Regions from separate parts of the Homo sapiens genome. Here region 2 is linked to region 1. Evidence: chromatin contacts called from ENCODE Hi-C or POLR2A ChIA-PET data. All regions are on one chromosome and are shown on one strand. The core of a region is the stretch at or near the end of the contact, and the rest is flanking DNA. Distances in the headings are between cores, read along the strand shown.

What was found. A loop is a pair of places that touch in the nucleus more often than their neighbours do. ChIA-PET counts read pairs that join two places held with the same protein, here RNA polymerase II (POLR2A). Pooled maps may share reads with other maps.
Region 2: a map with no recorded cell type shows a loop between it and region 1 (2.4-fold over the local background). The contact joins two enhancer-like sites. A Hi-C loop is called at or near these places in 1 of 37 single-sample maps with no recorded cell type and 2 of 50 pooled maps. POLR2A ChIA-PET finds 5 or more read pairs at or near these places in 1 of 52 experiments (Caco-2).

What each region holds. Positions count from the first base shown.
Region 1 is chr2:170,216,911-170,223,690 of GRCh38, reverse strand. MYO3B (myosin IIIB) reads right to left here. Exons shown (of 35, transcript NM_138995.5): 6 at 6,296-6,372. Among named protein-coding and RNA genes, the nearest start is that of MYO3B, 42 kb to the right of the region's middle. RefSeq lists enhancers at 1,403-1,903, 1,499-2,698. Within about 2 kb of position 1,855, at least 4 of the 41 ENCODE cell types and tissues checked have a DNase peak (open chromatin) inside an H3K27ac peak, as active enhancers do.
Region 2 is chr2:170,528,285-170,535,615 of GRCh38, reverse strand. All of the region lies in intron 30 of MYO3B (myosin IIIB), which reads right to left. Among named protein-coding and RNA genes, the nearest start is that of MYO3B-AS1, 180 kb to the right of the region's middle. Within about 2 kb of position 5,120, at least 14 of the 41 ENCODE cell types and tissues checked have a DNase peak (open chromatin) inside an H3K27ac peak, as active enhancers do.

The DNA.
Region 1 (6,780 bases), core at 606-3,105:
TTAATCAACATAAACTAGGCTTGTATCCCTTTTGCTATAGGCCAGGATATTACCTGGCATGTGTTTGATATAAAAATTGGTTGAGCAATATTAACAGCGGACACGGGTTACATTGGAAATCCCTTAGTTGAATAAGTCACAAAATATGGATTCCAGTCACCATTACCCACCTACCCACTCTGTGTCTATGGACACTTGGCCTGACAAAGCCTTAGATTCTTTATCTACAACATCAATGTAATCATGCCCGAGTGGCACTCTCACAGGTAGATGACAGTGTTTTTAAAATACTATTTGTAAAAATTCTACGCAAATGTGGGATACTATTATTCATATTACTTACTATAAGAAATTGGCTGTCAGGAGATAGTGGAGGAGAAAAGAGATAATAAACATGGCTAATAGGAAGACTGTGTTGTTTTTGTGAGTTTTTTTAAGTGCATAAAATGCAGGCTAAAGTTTTAGGTCAGGAGACCAGAGAGGCTTAATCAGGTAAAGAGAAGGTTCAAGGAAGTGACTATGAGCTGGCCAAACATCTCAGGAGATAATAATAATTTTAAAAATGCTTTGCCTGAGAGTAGGTAGGAGAGAACAAAAGTCTGGGGGTGTTGGGCGCCCACACAGGAAGGCAATTTGGTATGCTTTGTACCTTCAGAAAGAACCACGTTTGCCTCAAACACCAAAGGCTGAGAGAGTGCAGACAGTCTATGTGTGTGGTGTGTGTGGAGTAGGGGAGGTGGTTGTGTATGTGTGTGTAAACAGGCAAAGCTGAGCCTCTCACTATGCTAGCATCTATAACCTGCAGCCCTGCAGGTTCTAAATAGTTGACTAATTACCTTGGAAACTTGAATGATTTAATACAAAGGAAGGGTGCTAAATATTAGTATTTGGGAGCTTGTTATTGGTTGAACTGTGTCCTCCAAAAAAAAGATACATTTAAGTCCTAGCCCCCAGAATCTCAGAACGTGAACTTATTTGGAAATAGGGTCACTGTATATACAATTAGTTGAATTCAGATGAGGTCATACTGGAGTAGGGTGGGCCTCTAATCCGACGGGACTGGTGTTCTTATAAGAAGTCATGGACATGTGAAGACACACAGAGAAAATACCACGGCACTACAAAGGCAGAGACTGGAGTTACGCAGCTTGCAAGCCAGGGAACACCAAAGATCACCAGCAAACCTCCAGTAGCTGGGAAGAGACAAAGCAAGATCCCTCCCCTAGAGGCTTCAGAGGAAGCCTGCTGGCATCTTGGTTTCAGATTTCTAGCCTCCAGAAGTGTGAGATAATATATTTCTGTTGTTTAAAGCTACCCAGTTTGTACTACTTGATTACAGCAGACCGGGAAAATAAATATAGGGTGGAAAAGTCTTCAACCCCAAGAGAGGAGGAAAACCCACTTTAACTTCTCGCTGTTTGGTTGCACCATGAGTGCCTTCACCTGTGGCTATTGGCATGTTGGAGCCACTACTGCCCCTCAGATATTCACAGGCACTGTTGTCATAACTGCCCTAAAGTCAGTCCCAGAACAATGAAGCCATGCAGCTTGCAGCAGTCATAGCCAGGGAGATTTAAAAATCGGAAGTTTTCATGACTCTATTATTATGAGCTGCTAAATCAACAAACTCCGGAACAAACTACCTCTGATCTTATTATACGAGAAACTTAATTATCTATTGTTCAAGTTATTTTGCTCATGATAATCTCCTAAATAGTCTCCATGTGAAATTTTTCTTTCTCTCTTAAGATAATCTTTCCTGTAGTCACAGTATGCTACTCACATACAGTGTGTTTAGTTTATAAAAAATTGTTCTGATCTTAAGCCAGGCATGTTGGGGCATGCCCTGTAGTCCCAGCTACTCGGGAGGCTGAAGCAGAAGGAATGCTTGAGCTTAGGAGTTGGAGACCAGCCTGGGCAACATGGTAAGACCCCATCTTTTAAAAAAAAATTCTACTGATCTTGACTTTTAGATTAACCCTTTTATTATGCCAAGCAATTTATTTCCCCAGTAGTATTGTTTCAAAGTTCTAATACACTAAGGGCATCCCACAGAACTCTTCTCCTACACTGCTGAGTTGATACTACTCTGCCAGTATCTTTCAACTTTAGTAGTGTCCAAATGAGGTAGTAAGAGAAAATGAGTAGGGAGTATTGACAATATGATAGTCATTTCATGCTGCAGCTTTGAGGTGCCCCAGTGAACTGTGTGTCTTGACTGCTCATCAACATTTGATTGTACTGTGGTCACATTCCATTAGCTACCCGGTTTGTAGAATAGCTACCTGAATTAAATATTACACTTACTCAAGCTTGTGGAATAAAAATGGAAATAAAAAAGGGAAAAAACAATTTGGTTCAATTCCTCAAAAATAAAATAGGATCAAGGATCTCTCAGCTGCATTTTAAAAATAAAGCACAAGTCATCTGCAATGCTCTTATTCCACTGGCATTGGTATTGCGTGCATTGTCGTATTTAATCTAAAGACCACTTATTCATACAAGCAGAAGTGAAAGCATATCAGGATCAATATACCACACAGGCCATCATATGAAGACAGTGTTAATTTGAACCATTACTGATTATACTTTCAAGGACTGTTCTTGACCCAAAGCATTGCTCAGATGGACAATATAAATGCTTGTTGAATTGAATTGAAAAATGGAAGGTTGTTCTTGTGGACATTCCTATGGAGGATTATGGCGCAAAAAGAGACTTTGTTGGAAAAAATGCTTCTCCATTTAGAAAATAAAAATGTGAGAATAGTGCAGGCCTGATTCCCAAGAGCTACAGCCTGGGTCCCAGAGCATACTGGACACAATCACACATCCTGAGAGAATCCTGCACTTGAACAGTCAGACATTCACTCCTGCAACGTGCTGTCAAGGTGTCCATACCTTAAACTGCTTACTTTTCAATTGATCCACTGCAACAGGCAGGATGCAGTGCTGGCTTTTCCCAGCTAACAGGGGAACCACTTCCAGGGAATCTGAGCAAAAAGCTCACCATAAACTGTCCCCTACAGAAACACTCCATTTTTTTTTTTTTTTTTTTTTTTTTTGAGACGGAATCTGGCTCTGTCGCCCAGGCTGGAGTGCAGTGGTGCAATCTTGGCTCACTGCAAGCTCTGCCTCCCGGGTTCACGCCACTCTCCTGCCTCAGCCTCCCGAGTAGCTGGGACTACAGGCCCCTGCCATCCTGCCAGGCTAATTTTTGTATTTTTAGTAGAGATGGGGTTTCACCGTGTTAGCCAGGATGGTCTCGATCTCCTGACCTTGTGATTCGCCTGCCTCCGCCTTCCAAAGTGCTGGGATTACAGGCGTGAGCCACCGCTCCCGGTCAACACTCCACATATTTTATTCAATCCAGTTAAAGTTGGAAAGTCAGAAACACCTCTTTTTTGATTGTTTTGTTTTGTTTTGTTTTGTTTTTGAGACGGAGTCTCACTCTGTCTCCCAGGCTGGAGTGCAGTGGCACAATCTCGGCTCACTGCAAGCTCCGCCTTCCGGGTTCACGCCATTCTTCTTGCTCAGCCTCCTGAGTAGCTGGGACTACAGGCACCCGCCACCATGCCCAGCTAATTTTTTGTATTTTTAGTAGAGACAGGGTTTCACTGTGTTAGCCAGGATGGTCTCGATCTCCTGACCTCGTGATCTGCCCACCTTGGCCTCCCAAAGTGCTGGGATTACAGGTATGAGCCACCACACCCGGCCACAAACACCTCTTAATAAATGTACAAAGCCATTTATACATAAATGTACAAAGCCAAGAAAATGCTTCTCTTAATTATATTTTGTGATTTTGAAAATACCAATTTGCTCTAGAGTAGAACAGGAATACCATCTTCCGTGTTATATCACCCCAAATATTAGTTGAGTGACCTTAGTTATGCTTTCCTTTCAGAACAGATCTAAATCTACAGACAAATTTGCTAATATCAATAGTTGTGAAGCCGTCCTCAAACTGTCCTGCAAGTGCATCTTATCCCTTTGGCTTTCTTACAGATGGATGCATTCATTCATTCAACAGATTTTTTTTTTTTTTGAGAGACAGAGTCTAACTCTGTCACCCAGGCTGAAGTGCAGTGGTGGCATCTCTGCTCACTGCAACCTCTGCCTCCCGGGTTCAAACAATTCTCCTGCCTCAACCTCCAGAGTAGCTGGAATTACAGGTGTGTACTACCACACCCAGCTAATTTTTGTATTTTTAGTAGAGATGGGGTTTTGCCATGTTGGACAGGCTGGTCTCAAACTCCTGATCTCAAATGATCTGCCTGCGTCGGCCTCCCAAAGTGCTGGGATTACAGGCATGAGCCACCGCTCCTGACCCAACAGATAATTTTTTTGAGCATGTACTCTGTATCAAGCACTATATTAAGAGCTTAGGCATCCCAAGTCCCTGGCAGACCTGAGTCCAGTTGGGAGACCTGCCTGCCAACAACTACAATGCAGTGGTGATACTGTATTAAGGGAGGGTCTAAGGACGTGGTGGAAACTTAGGGAAAGGAGCCTCAATGTGGGCAAGGGATTAGGGAATGTTTCCCAGCAGAGCTAGCATTTGAGACTTGTCAATTAAGGAGGAATTTTCCAGAGGCCTGGGGGCCATTCCAGATGATATAATAGTACACCAAGGGTTTAAAGGAAAGACACATCAGTAGGGATTTGGAGAGTCACCTGCTGTTCACTACTGTTGGGGCATTAAGAACAAGTAAATTGGGGGAAGTAATCTGAAACAAGGCTGGATAGATAGGGGCTGGAATATTAAGAGCTTTATTCAAAATTCAAAGAAGTTTTGACTTTATCCTGCAGTGCTTCTCAAAGTGGGATTCACAAAGTCCCTAGATAACTTTTTATGTTTTTGGTTTTGTTTCAGTGATAATTGTATTAATAATAATAATAATGGGAGAAGGAGGAGTAAAAACATAGTCTAGATCATCTGGATGACTATTTGTCACACAGTGTTCATATTATGTTTACTATTAAGTTGGCACCAAGCCAACACAGATGTAACAGTTGGAGATCAAAAGAGGTGCTGTTTGAACAAACAGATTATGCTAGCTGAAATGGAATAAAGTAGTAGGAGAACTGAGTAGCCGCATGGTACGTGGTTGTAGGTGTGCCAGACTGAAAATAACCCATACTATTGTGTCCTGAAACATAAGCACACTGCAAAGGACAATGGAGAGTCACAAAACAGTATCATTTGTCTCATAAAAGTAGAGCTGCTTACTTGAATGTTACTGGCATTGTATAATAGCTTTTTTTCATAATACATTTTTTTCCTTTTGGTTTTATACTTCTGCAAATAAAAATGACAAAGAGTTTATATCTAGTTTTATGTTTTGTAAAACCTATTTAAGAAATATTTAAGATTTAGGTAAACACTGGAAATTGCAGCATTTTTCTTTTTCTTTAAAATGGGCCTATCCATTACCCAGTATGAAAGAAAGAGCCATAGATGATGGGAGGCGGGGGAGGTCACTGAAGAAATTTAAGCAGAGATTAGTGTGAACCACTTACTTTGTTAGGAGACCACTTTGGCAGTCACACAGAGGAAATACCATCATGCAGAGATGGAAAGACATCTAAGGAGGTGACCATCTGAGTCCTTTTATTAAAAGAACCCATTTGTTTAATCCAGAAAGCTGCTCTCAGGCAAAGGTCAGCATACTGTGGAATTAAATGACCTGAAAAACTAAACTGCACTGGTGTTTCAGAGCAAGACTCATCTAGCTGGAAGGTTCCCCAAACTTCTACATGCGTCATTTTCCAGAGAGTTCTGTGATGATGCCAAACCTAAATTAGGAATAAATCCCATGTTTCACTACAGAGAGCCGACAAAGTACACAAGATAAGTTGCTATGTATCTGGTAACAAAAAAACAACCAGGGCCACCGCATATAGTTCTGTAGGCCAGTTGGTGCTGAAATCTGGCTCTTCACAAAGCCATATACCTCTGGGGCTGCATGTATCCAGGGAAGTTGACTTTTTCTAATTTATACAAGGGCTGATGAATTTGCCAAGACATGGCCCTTGGAGGGGGCTGCATCTTCTGGAGGGACACTTTCTTCTAATTGCATGAAGGTGCCCTGTGGGATAGCTATAACTTAATCTTGCTTTTCTGAGGTTACATCTCACCAGCATCGCTGACCAAACTAGTACTCTTAAAGTTCAATGAGGATAATGGACTTTCTTCTCCCTAAAAATTCTGCAAAGCATATGACTTACCCATAAAAAGGCATAGTACCAAGGCATTCAACAAGTGCAAAGAAAGAACTAGGTATTTCCAGCTTACCTCAGGGGCCATCCAGAACGGGGTGCCAACAGATGTGTTTCTCCGCAGACGTGTACTGGTGAGTTGAGCTGAAACACCTATAAGGAAAGAGTATCAGAATTCAAAAGTGAGCAAAGTATGATGCTAGACCAGCAATCGGCAGACTTTTTCCACAAAGGCCAAATAAGTACTTTAGGCTTTGTGGGCCATATGGTCTCTGTCACAACTACTCAGTTCTGCTGCAATAGTACAAAAGCAGCCATAGTAAACACATAAATGAATGAATGTGGCTGCATTCCAATAAAACTTTATTTATAGATGCTGAAATTTGAATTTCATATAATTTTCACGTCACAGAATATTTTGGGTTTTTTTTTTCCAATCATTTAAAAATGTAAAAACCATTCCTAGCTCATAGGCCATATGAAAATAGGAGGTAGGTCATATTTGGCTCACTAGCTGTAGTTGCCAAACTACAACTCTGGAGCATTTATCACTCTATTTAA
Region 2 (7,331 bases), core at 3,871-6,370, 310 kb before region 1:
CAGATACAAATCCTGATCTGGTTGACCCGGAGCCCATGCTCTCAGCCTCAGCATAATTTTGTTACTGGACTCTTCCAGATAATCACACAATTCTATTAAGGATCTTAATGAATGATACCTGGGGCTACTAACATTCAGTTCTAGAAAATTTGCTAGGAGGCAGATTAAATGAAGCCCAATGATATCTGGAGGTATAAACCCTGGCCTGACCTTCTATTTATCTTGTGTCTATGGACTATTACTAAGATTATACACACTCGTACCACACTGAAGGCTCTAATCTGGTGCAAGTCTCCTTGAGATTCTGTATAAGAACAATGTGTATGACACATGCAATATAAGGTCTTCTACAGGCTCCCAGACATCAGTCATTCGGCTCCCAAGTCTTTACCGAGCACCTTTAAATTTGTCTCCTACTATTGTAAGTACTGGGGATACAGCAGAGGAGATCCAATAGTCCTCTGCTCATGAACCTACATTCAAGTAGCAGACACAAATTGAAACAGAAAAGTAACTATGTAGCATATTAAATACAAGTAAGTGCCAAAGAGGAAAGTTAAAGCAGGGAAGGGGGATAGAAAGTATTGGAGGCAGGGTCTGCAATTTTAGATTGAGTGGCTACAGAAAGTGACATTTGAATAAAGACCTTAATAAATAAGTAGGAATTGATATCCCTGAATACGGTTTCAAAAGTCCTTAAAGGGCAAAAAACACTATGTGTTATGGCACGTAGAGGTTAGAGGAATGCTATAAACACTTGGTAGATTTAGCAATATATTTCATGAAATACAGTCAGGCTATATGCGTACATATTCATGATATATTAGTTCTAAAACACTTGAACTAGAGTTGTTAGATAAAATACAGGACACTGAGGCTGGGTGTGGGTGGCTCATGCCTGTACTCCTAGCACTTTGGGAGGCCAAGATGAGAGGACTGCTTAAGCTCAAAAGTTCAAGACCAGCCTGGGCAACACAGTGAGACCTTGTTTCTACAAAAAAATTTAGTCAGGCGTGGTGGCGCACATCTGTAGTCCCAGCTACTTCGGTGGCTAAAATGGGAGGATCACTTAAGCCCAGAAGGCTGAGGTTACAGTAAGCCAAGATCATTCCACTGCACTCCAGCCTGGGTGACAGAGTGAGGCCCTGTCTCAACAAACAAACAAACAAAAAAACAGGACACCCAGTTGAATTTGAACTCCAGACTAACAACAAACATATCTCAGAGATACTGTGGGTTTTGTTCTAGACTTCCTCAATAAAGCAAATATCACAATAAAGTGAGTCACACACATTTTTTGGCTTCCCAGTGCATATAATTTTTACACTATTATCTATTAAGTGTGCAACAGCCTTATGTCTAAAAAATGTACATACCTTAATTTCAAAATATGGCTAAAAAATTCTGACATAGAGACATGAAGTAAGCACATGCTGTTAGAGAAATGGCAAAAACAGACTTGCTCAACACAGGGTGGCACAAACCTTCAGTTCGTAAAAAACACAACATCTGTGAAGTGTAATGAAGCAAAAGGGAATAAAACAAGGTATGTTTGTAATTATTTAGTAAAAGTATTTTCAAATACTTAACGGGACATACTTAAGCAAAAAAGACTATTTGTTGTTTATAGAAAATTCAAATCTAAGTGGGTATCTTGCATTTTTATTTGCCAAATATGGCAACTCTAACTTGGGCAAATCACCTCTCCCCTTCTTCATCAGCAAAATATAAATAAAAACTCTTGCCTGAGCTAAGGAAAAAATGATTGCATTTGTTCTCCTGGGCAGAACAAAATAAACACACAAGACAAGGTTTTAAAATAATTAAATTAAAGATGCATATATAGTCAGAAGTTAGAAATAAAACACATACTTAACAATGTGGTTACTTATTGTTTATGATTTTGCACATCTGAAAGACAAATCCGTAAACATGGAAACTTCAAGGGAGAATAGTAATGATGAGGTATCTGTGTGGCTGCCTTTCTAGAATCTGTGCTTTTCCTTCGGCTGGAGTCTTAAAGTAACTTGTGGGTTGAGCTACTTTTGAGTTACAGTTCTAGCAGTTTAAGACTGAATTAGGCCAAGGCATAGACTTGTAGAGAAAAAGGAAACTTCAGAGACCATTTATTACACCCTTTTCATGCTGTAACTGGAGGATGTTCTTTTCACCACTGCACACCCCCCCCCCACCCCCACAAAAGATAATATTTAACCCAGTTTTCCTCTTTTAATTCTGAAAGTAGTACTTAGTCCAGGGAAGGAGAAGTAAGAAGTGCTAAAATGAAGTGCATGACACACATGGCACTAAATGATGGGGCCCAAGGACAGGTGAGGGAGGGGGCGTGAGAGGAGGGACGGACATTTTCAGAAACTTTTACAAACGAAAAGCCTAAACAAGATTGTGTGCAGTGAGTGCTGACTAGTCAGCAATGTCACAGCCGAGAAGCTTGAGGACCATCACTGAGCACGGCAATGATGACGTGGAATAGACTTTTAGGTGTGAATGGAGAAAGATCAGGAGTCTAAAGAGAAAGTGGCTGATGAACTGCCCTGTCTAAAGGGCAAGAAGTGGCACTGACTTGTTTATTGCAACTTTTTATTTTGATTTAATTATATTAATAGAAAAGATGCAAGAATAGTATAAGGAATCCTATATATTCCTCAGCAGACTTACATATTTGCTTTGTCCTCTCTCTGTCTCTGTATTGATATATACACATACAAACATGCATAATTTTTTTCTGAACCATTTGAGAGTCAGTTACAAACCTGATACTCTTTTTTTTTTTTTTTTTTTGAGACAGAGTTTCACTCTTGTTGCCCAGACTGGAGTGCAATGGCTCAATCTTGGCTCACCGCAACCCCCACCTCCCAGGTTCAAGTGATTCTCCTGCCTCAGCCTCCCGAGTAGCTGGGATTACAGGCATCTGCCACCATGCCTGACTAATTTTTTTTGTAGTTTTAGTAGAGATGGGGTTTCACGATGTTGGTCAGGCTGGTCTCGAACTCCTGACCCCAGGTGATCCGCCCACCTTGGCCTCCCAAAGTGCTAGGATTACAGGCATGAGCCACTGCGCCCAGCCTACCTGATACTCTTTTATCCCTAAATACTTCAGTGTGTGTATTTTCAAAAAGGAAGGGCATTTTCTTATATGACCAGAATACAATGATCAAAATCAGAATTTAATATGACACTATTTTCCAATCTACAGATTGTATTCAGATTTTTCCAAATGTCTCAATGGCATCTTCTATAGCAAAATAAATTCCTAGATCATCTATTGCATTCAGAGGTAACGTTCTTTTAGTTCCCTTTCATCTGGAATAGTTTCTCAGTCTTCTGTCATGTTTCATTTTGGAGCCTACAGGCCGGTCATTTTGTAAAGGCTCCCTCTATTTGGACTTGTCTGCTGTTTCCTCGTGATTAAATTCAGGTTATGCACATTTGGCAAGAAATCCACAAAAGTGATGTTGTCTTCTTCTCAATACATCATAACAGGAGGCACATGCTGTCAGTTTGTTCAATTACTGGTGATGCTAACTTTCATCACTTGGGTTAAGGTGGTTTCTGCCAGGTTTCTTCACTGTCCTTTTGTAATTAATAAGTTTCTTATGGGGACTTACTCTGAGACTATGCAAATAGTTTATTACTCCTCAAACTTTCACATAGTAGTGTTAGCATCCATTCATAATTATTGCCTGAAACAATTATTTTTGCAGTTGCCAAATGATGATTTTCTGTTTTCTTAATTTCATCTACCTTTATTATTTCATATTTTATTGTAAGTCAGAGCTCAGCCTCTTCTCTTCCTTCCTTCCTTCCTTCCATCCATCCACATGGACTCATGATATCTTATTTTATTCAATGGATTATACTCTTTTGTCATCATTTACTTTGATACTCATAGTTTGGCACTGGATGATTTTAAAGGGTTGGGAGTAACAGACTTCAAAATGAGTACAAAATGCATAATACTAAGGATGACTTAAAGTGGATGCCTCAGAGATAACAACAACTCCTCTAATCACTACAATTTGTGAGTGCTTTTTATGCATCAAATGAGATGCTACATACTTTGTATATGTTACCTCATTTAACTTTCATGTCTTGGTGAGGTAGATATTGTGCTATTTGATCTTCCACTTAAAGATGAGGAAACTGAAGCCTTGAGAAAATAAGTGCGTTTATGAAGTTCTTACCCTGTAGTAGCAGGTCTAGTGGACTCTAGGGCCCTTGTTGTCAACCACAAGACAATCCCACAAGTAGGTGTAGAAAACCCCCAGGAAAGAATAAGGCTTTAAAAGCTGGGTTACACTATTCCTGAGGGTAGCTAGACACTTTTTCCAGGACCTACAGAGAAATCTGAACTTTTTGCATTTTTACAAATGGGGCATTTGGAAACTGTCTACATGTCTGTCATCACTCCAGGTACTTCCCTAACCTGCTTTGTGGAAACCATCCTACCTGCCTGAAATCCTGTAAGGAAAGCATAAAGAAAGAGATCATCTGTGTCAATGTCAGCAGACACAGATCCAGAAAGGCATGACTTGGTTGTGTCGCCCAGGGAAACATTCCTATGGGTCAAGATAAGACAAGTGAAAGCCATGTTGGGGTGGAGGAGAGGGAGGGGGAGAGGACTAAGGGAACAGTAGAGCAGAGAAATTCACTATCTATCCAATTCTTTAGATCCCAGGTGAAGACAAGGCTGTGGCTTCCACTGTTTGCCCTCCCTGCAGGCTAATATACTAAATCTTTCTTCTGGCAACAATGCCCCTTCCACCTTCACCACACCACCACTTTTAATATGAAGTTTCAGATTCTGAGAATGAGCTTAGGTGAAAGGATGCTTCATGCTAGTAAAAATAATTTAAACAACTGCCCTCCCTTGGAGAAAAAAGCACAGTTGGATCTGAGAATAACATCCTTGCTCTCCCAGGAGGAACAAACTAAAAATAAAAGTCAACAAGGTGCTTCCTGCCAGTCAGTAAATCCAATAAGCAAAGACGATGCCTCAACCTGGCGCTGGGTAGTTAACAGCTAGCCTGACTCCCTGCACCCGAGAGCGGCCATGTGGTTCTCAGAGCTAACAGCTGCCAAGCAGAACCCCTCAGATTAACCCATAGGTGGTGTTGAACCACTTCCCATTAAGATATTTGCAAAGCAAACAAAAATGATAGCCCCACTCTGAGTCCTGGGAGCTGGCCAGGAGCACTGGCTGTTCTTGTTGACACAAAGAGCTCTCCCGGGAGGGTCTGGATCAGAGCGAGGAAGGCCACTCCCACCTGCGTCTCCAGACTGTGTTGATCTTAGGCCATTAGAATTTTGGTATCAGGGACTGTTTATTATCTAATTTCCCAAGCACAGCAGTCGCTAGAGCTCTGTTTCACGAGAGCTCTCTATTGCTCTCTGTCTTCCCCACCTACACCATTCAGATAAAAAGAACAAATTCACCCCTCCTCCTGTTTTGTCTATTCATCAAGGAGACAAGTCTGAGAAGTTACTAAGATGCACACGGAGATGTTGTGGCATTACTACTGTTAACAGCTTTTAATGGCAAATACTCCAGTTTCTTCTTAATTTAAGGTGACCAGGGCGATGCTAGTGGAAAATATATTGGCATATTTGTTTTTTATAGTGAGGAACAAGCTGCTATTTAATTCACAAAATATACTTGGAACTGAAACACCATTATGTTTTCCTTATAACCCAGTGAAGAAAGTGAAGTTAATAAAATTGTGAAAATGTACAAAGTTAATCTTCTTTCAACATGTAGGATTATAATCTAGGTTTCATTATGTGTTGATAATGAAGCACTCTTATATAAAGTTCATTTTTACAAAATTTTGTTTCCTGCAATATTTTCCACTTGAGTCCATTTTCCTTTCTCAAACTTTTCAAAATAGGCTCAATATGTAAAGGTCTTTTGGGCAGAAACTCATTCTGAGCGGGAATATAATAAAGAGCTTGATGAGGATACAACGTAGGTACCAGCAATGTGCTGAATTTCTATGGGTAATGCAGGAAGGGGATGAGGGATGGAGAAATGGTTAGAGATCAGATTTTCTTATTATTTGAAATTGTCTTTTGGATCAGAAACCAGAACTTTAGAGACGTAGATATAAATAGTATAAGGAGAGAGACAAGAAGAAAGAAAAAAAAGGAAGAAGGAAGGGAGGGAGGGAGAGAAGGAGGACAGAAGGGAAGGAAGGAAAGGAGAGGTCTAAGGGAGACTGAAATTTTTTTTTTTTTTAACTTTTATTTTAGGTCCAGGAGTACATGCTCCGGTTTGTTATATAGGTAAACTTGTGTCATGGGGGTTTGTTGTACAGATGATTCCATCACCCAGGTACTAAGCTTAATACCCAATAATCATTTTCTCTGCTCCTCCTCCTCCTCCCGACCTCTAACCTCAAGTAGGTTCCAGTGTCTGTTGTTCTCCTCTTCGTGTCCATGTGTGAGAGACTGAGAGTTCTTTAGAAAAAGTAGAGGCATTATCATGCTAAAAATATCATACTAAAAAATTGACTTTTTATAAGAAAGAAGAGAGCTATCAGGTGAAATTAAACAGCAATTTTTTGGAATCTTGAGTACATGATTCAGTTTTAGATGAAGTTTATTCAAACGAAATTAAAATGGGTTTGAAAATGTTCAAGTTTTCCAGAGAGCACGTGAGCCTAACCTTGCTAGTCAACTTTGTAGAGCAACATTGTTGACAGCAAGTCTGTTTAGGGATAGATTAATGTAAACATAAACGTTCATGTCCACAGGTGATCACATTGAAGGCCTTGATGGGGATGATGATGTGACTTCAGCTATATAGAAGAAATGTTAAAAAACTGAAAATTGGTTCCCATGCCAAACCGTCCATCGTCGTCTGATGCATTGGGCACAAAAATATTTGCCTTGAGGCTGGGCACAGTTTCTCATGCATGCAATCTCAGCACTTTGGGAAGCTGAGGCAGGTGGATCACTTGAGGTCAAGAGATTGAGACCATCCTGGCCAACATGGTGAAACTCCGTCTCTATCAAAAATACAAAAATTAGCTGGTCATGGTGGTGCACAGCTATAGTCCCAGCTAGTCAGGAGGCTGAGGCAGGAGAATCGGTTAAACCCGGGAGGCAGAGGTTGCAGTGAGCTGAGATTGCGCCACTGCACTCCGGTCTGGCGATAGAGCGAAACTCCATCTCAAAAAAAATAAAATAAAATTTTGCCTTGAAGTGTGGATCACATGGCAGGCATGGGATATAAGAAAACCCAAGTCAAACATGCATTCTAACATCATATCTGCTGAAGTCCACCACATCCTAGTTCCTAGCAACTGACCCTC